2 separate regions of the Homo sapiens genome follow, and region 1 is linked to region 2. The links are chromatin loops, found by intact Hi-C in ENCODE. Cell type or tissue: GM12878. All regions are shown on one strand. Each heading gives the region's core, and the rest is flanking DNA. Links, peaks and the distances in the headings are about the cores only.

Evidence for each region. Hi-C counts contacts between places; a loop is a spot of excess contacts. Peaks named below come from ENCODE experiments on the same cell type or tissue, not always from the same donor. Only the 100,000 strongest peaks of a DNase experiment are listed, where the experiment ranks them.
Region 1: a loop joins it to region 2, with 2.1 times the contacts of the local background. A loop is called at or near these places in 9 of 110 quality-filtered maps.

The regions. Positions count from the first base shown.
Region 1 is chr2:67,403,644-67,406,571 of GRCh38, forward strand. It overlaps ETAA1 (ETAA1 activator of ATR kinase), which reads left to right. Exons shown (of 6, transcript NM_019002.4): 5 at 1-1,692. Among named protein-coding and RNA genes, the nearest start is that of ETAA1, 7.8 kb to the left of the region's middle. In GM12878, for the core only: no CTCF peak of the experiment used is centred there; no DNase peak of the experiment used is centred there.
Region 2 is chr2:67,463,665-67,466,592 of GRCh38, forward strand. It overlaps LOC107985891 (a long non-coding RNA gene), which reads right to left and starts at 833. Exons shown (of 3, transcript XR_001739520.2): 1 at 360-833. RefSeq lists an enhancer at 127-707. In GM12878, for the core only: no CTCF peak of the experiment used is centred there; no DNase peak of the experiment used is centred there.

The sequences.
Region 1 (2,928 bases), core at 232-2,731, 60 kb before region 2:
AGGAGAAAATCATTACTAATGAAACTCTGGTCATTGAAAAACTGTCAAATAAAACCCCACGATCACTTTCTTCTCAAGTAGATACACCCATAATGACAAAATCATGTGTGACTTCCTGTACTAAGGAGCCAGAAACTTCTAATAAGTACATTGATGCATTTACTACAAGTGATTTTGAGGATGATTGGGAAAACTTACTAGGTAGTGAACCTTTTGCTATGCAAAATATCGACATGCCTGAACTCTTTCCTTCTAAAACAGCCCATGTTACTGATCAAAAGGAAATTTGTACCTTTAATAGTAAAACTGTTAAAAATACGTCAAGAGCAAATACAAGTCCAGATGCCAGGTTAGGAGATTCAAAAGTATTACAAGATCTTTCTTCAAAGACATATGACAGAGAATTAATAGATGCAGAATATAGATTTTCACCAAATTCAAATAAATCAAACAAATTATCCACTGGAAATAAAATGAAATTTGAGAACTCTTCCAATAAAATTGTTATTCAAGACGAAATTCAAAATTGTATAGTTACATCTAATCTGACAAAAATAAAGGAAGATATTCTTACTAACTCTACTGAAGCTTCTGAAAGGAAGTCAGCTTTGAACACAAGGTATTCTAATGAACAGAAAAATAAGTGCATTTTAAATCAGTCTATTAAAGCCCCTGTTAATACTGATCTTTTTGGCTCTGCAAATCTAGGCAGTAAAACCAGTGTTAGTAACCCAAATCAGACTAGTGCATCAAAAGTAGGTTCTTTCTTTGATGATTGGAATGATCCCTCATTTGCCAATGAAATTATTAAAGCATGTCATCAATTAGATAATACCTGGGAAGCAGATGATGTAGATGATGATTTGTTGTACCAAGCATGTGATGATATTGAAAGACTAACTCAGCAACAAGACATTAGAAAGGACAGTAAGACATCAGAAAGTATATGTGAGATCAATAATAATTCCGAACATGGAGCCAAACTAACTCAGCAACAAGACATTAGAAAGGACAGTAAGACATCAGAAAGTATATGTGAGATCAATAATAATTCCGAACATGGAGCCAAAAACATGTTTGCTATATCTAAACAAGGAAGTAATTTGGTACAATCAAAGCATTTGAATCCAGGCAGCATTTCAGTGCAGACATCTTTGACAAATAGCTCACAAATAGATAAGCCAATGAAGATGGAGAAAGGGGAAATGTATGGAAATTCTCCAAGATTTTTAGGTGCCACAAATTTGACTATGTATTCTAAGATCTCAAACTGTCAGATAAATAATCTGCATGTGTCTTATACTAACACTGATGTTCCAATACAAGTGAATAGTTCCAAATTGGTTCTTCCAGGAAGTTCAAGTTTGAATGTAACTTCAGATCATATGAATACAGAAATTACTACTTATAAGAAGAAATTGAGTACTAATCAGCCATGCCATAAGACTGTAACAGATGAAGCTCAGAGCAACCTTAACACAACAGTTGGATTTTCAAAGTTTACATTTACAAGGATGAAAAATTCTCAGATTCTTTCTCAGTTTAATCAAAATTGTATAACTGGAAGTATGTCTGATACCAAAATTACACAGGGTGTGGAGAAAAAGAAAGGTGTCAACCCATTACTGGAGGAAGCTGTTGGACAGCAATCTTTGGTGAAACTTTCTGAATCTTTGAAACAATCTTCAAAAGGTATGTATGAAATATGAAATAGTTTTCTTTGAAAAGCATCTTAAAAAGTAGTAAAATAATTATTTGTTGTTTTTGAGTGTGAGTAATGTATAAGGTAAAACTATTCTATGACTAGTTAATTTTAAGAATTAACTAGAATTCTTAAAATGATACTTGGAAATAATTATACGGCATTATACAGAGTAGTTGGTTTATTTTTCAAAATATTACATTGAATTCTTTCCCAGCACTTAATACAATGACTGGCATATAGTAGGTACTCAGTAAATATTTTTTGAATAACTTATTCTTTCTTGGAAAATCATACCTTTAGATATATGTATTATAGTGTTCATTAAGATTGTATTTACTAAATTGTTTTAAAACTTGAGTAATCTGGGAAGCAGATGATGAAGCAGTGAGGTAAATAATATTTAGAAATTTAGAGCATTCTAATTAAACGTCTTTACTAGTGTGATATTTGATATAAACGTGCTAGCGGTGATGGTTAAAATTATGATTTACTTATTTGATAACAGCTATCATTTCTGATTCTTCCAATTTCTCTTTTCCCCAAGTCTCCATTCTATCAATAAGTTTCATTCTTTCAAAAACCGTATCCCCAGACTCCATTTTTCTTTCTACAACAAGTTAACATTTCTTGATGAGACTACTGCAGTTCTTTTATCTATCTCCTTTCAATTCTTATCTCCAAACAGTGGAATAGCCTTTTAAAATTGGATGGGCAAAAATGGCGTTTCTATGCTTAAAACAACCTTCAATGGCTGCCCGTCATATTTCAAATAAAATCCAAACTGTATACTGTGACCAACAAAGCTGTGGATTATCTCTCTTTAACCTGCGTCTCCTCTTTTTTCCTTACCTACTAAGCTTCAGCTATACCAGCTATCTTTTAGTTTTTCAAACAGTGTATGTTTTTCTTCCTTGTCCAGGAACTTAGACCGTGCTCTTCCCTTTGACTAAAACTACTTCTTTTCAACATGTGACCCCTTCCCCACTCTTTTGTTGGTGCTTTCTTACATCTCAGTATAAGTACTACTTTCTCACAGAGGCCTTCCTTGAAGAGTCTATAAATAGATCTCCTTGTTTATTTTTTATTTCCTAATTGCTTTCATCACAAGTTGAAATTAAATATTTAGTGACTCTTCTCTGTCTTGTTGGCATTACTGTTCCAACTTTCCTATCTAAGTGACTTTTTTTAAAAATTTACAATAGTAATATGCTAGTTATTTAAAA
Region 2 (2,928 bases), core at 180-2,679:
CATCAGAAATGCCAGCCACTTTCCCACAAGAAAGAATATTATGTGCACATCTTAATAATTCAGTTCACTAGAACTTTTTCTGATTCTCCTTCCTCTATTTGTAAAATAAACAATTTTAAAAAGCTTCATGTAGTAACCATGGAAAAAGAAAAAGGCATGTATTGATAATCTGAGATTGGTGATTTTTTTTTTTTTAAAGAATTGGTATGTCAAAAGCATATGCTGTGCCTCATGGCCAATATGGAAATGTCAGGGGTTTAATTGGCAGCTGTGAATAGCAGCACCTGCAAACAGCTCAGGGCTTGTTCCTGTGGTCTGGCAACATTCTTACTTAATGCTTTAAATAAAGGCTTACTCACTGGGACAGAAATAACTGACAATGGATGATTGATGATTGTCCATCACGCAATGGCTGACGTCTACCATTCACCAGGTCTGTTTACGAGCGCACGCCCAGATTTCATTAACAGGGGCATGACATCCAGGAGTGGGCCTGCCACAGATGGCCAGTCAGTAATCTAGTTCAAAACACCTAGAAGAGACCAAGATTTGTTAATCTGGAAAAATAGATTGTTGCAGATTCAGAATGCCTTATGAAGATGATTTTCAAAGTTCCCTTTTCTTTTTTTCTGCTTGTGTTCTTTTGTTTTGTCAATGTGTTTGGTTTCAAGTTCAATGTCAGGTTACATTTCTCTGATTCTTATTCCATACTGACTTTGCATTTGAAAGATGCGATGGCAGAAAGACGTATACAAGGAATTATATTTCTAATCATTAATTTATAACACTAATGTCTGGGGGACTATTCAAGCTTTGAGTATAGTCAATTTTACTATTTCAATTAGGAGGGCAAAAAAAGTGCAAAGAAATAAATCCACAGTGCATATACATGGCTAACGTGAATTTTCACACCTGGACATTCGTCAGCCCACAGCACGCCTCCAGGTACAGCCAAAAAACACACCAGCATATGTGGTGTACTGCAAAGAGCACTGGGATAGCAAACCTTTCCAAATAAACACCGCTAAATTAAAGCAGCTTTGCCCTGTTCAGTAAAACAGCCCATAGTATCTTGGGCTGACATGTTGTAGTATGAGACTAACACTAAGCTTTAGTTTTCTTCTTCCTGTTTCTCCTCCCTAAAGTCTCTTTTTCCCAGCTACAATGTTTTGTGGTACACATATACCTTGATTATTATTTCTCTCCAGTTAAGGATTAATCTCCTCTGATGCACTTACAAACCTTTTCATGGTTAGTGACTGGACCATGGGTTGGTTTGTTTGCTTGTTGGTGGGTTTTATTTTTTGGCCTACCTTTTGGACAGTGGCAGTTTCTACATCCTGTTTGGGAAAGGTGATGTCTTTGTCTTAAGTAATGGAGTCTTCCCCTAGAATTTTGCTCATTGCCTTTTCAACCACTTGTGAACTTATTTCTACAAATGGTTGTATTCTAGGCATTTCATTGGCAAAACTTGAGTAAAGTGGCCTATTTGTTTTTAGCCCTTTCTGAGTCTCACTGTATTCTCCTGAGGAAAATAGGGCAGGGATCATTTTCTTGTCATTTCAGTGCAAGAAAAGCTAGACCAAGAGAAGTCAAGCAACTGGAACCACATCCCACAACTTTAGCTAGCACAAGAGCCTCTACGAGCATCCAGGACTCACATGTGGCACTTGAGGGATCTTTCCACTGGGCTATTTGGGTGTGAGGCATGTGGACTGGATGGCACAGATCACCTGCTTTTTGGGGTCATCAATGAATATACAACCATAGCTAGAGAATGGCTGCCCTGCCAAAGTCCTAATTCAACCCCAAACAGTGTGCATAGCAGTGAACAAACATGGAGGACCAAGCATGTGCCAAAGGCCATGCTCTTTGCCATTCAGAACATTACTGCAAAATAAGAAAGGTCTGCCTTGCCTCTGAAATTGCTACCTTTGAATATGTATCTATCTTGGCTTTTTAAGTACTTTTTGTTTTGTTTTGTTTTGCTGTACAATCTGCTGTCTCTCCTTTTGTTTAATTGCATTCAGTTTTACAATTTCCCCCAGGAAAAGCAGCTAATTATATTTTAGCACAGAGAGAGGCAGGTGTTAGCTAAGATGTAAGAGTCCTAATTTTAGCCTTGATAATTCATGCAGTTTAGCTGGATCTCAATGTAAAGTCACCAGACTGGGTGTGTGAGCTCATCATTTTAGGCTTTCTGAAATTTGCATGGGATCATGTGACTACAGATTTGCACTTTGAGCTTGTAAATGACAAAGGGTTGGCAATAATTGAAATGGTTGTGTTGTAATCTTGTGTCCAAGGAAATATGGTCCAATGGTAAATCCAAATAAACTGAACATGGGAAGTGCATTTGGATAAGATCATTTGGATAAGCAGCCAGGCTTCTTGGGGTTGAACCCTGTCTGTACATTTCCTAGCTGTGTGACCTTGCGCAAGTCATTTAACCTCTCTGTGCTTCTGTTTCTTTATCTAAAAATTTAAGATAGGCCTGGGCGTGGTGGCTCACGCCTGTAATCCCAGCACTTTGGGAGGCTGAGGCGGGCAGATCACGAGGTCAGGAGATCGAGACCATCCTGGATAACATGGTGAAACCCCATCTCTACTAAAAATATAAAAAATTAGCCAGGTGTGGTGGCAGGCACCTGTAGTCCCAGCTACTTGGGAGGCTGAGGCAGGAGAACGGCATCAACCCAGGAGGCAGAGCTTGCAATGAGCTGAGATTGTGCCACTGCACTCCAGCCTGGGGGACAGAGAAAGACTCCATCTCAAGAAAAAAAAAATTAGGATAGTGTCAGTATATATCTGTAGGTCGTTGTGGGGATTAAATGAGGTAAGTTATGTAAAACTCATCACAATACCTGGGTCATAGCTAGGTATCTATATTTTTATATTCAGGGAATAATTGTATTGGAAAAGCCTAAG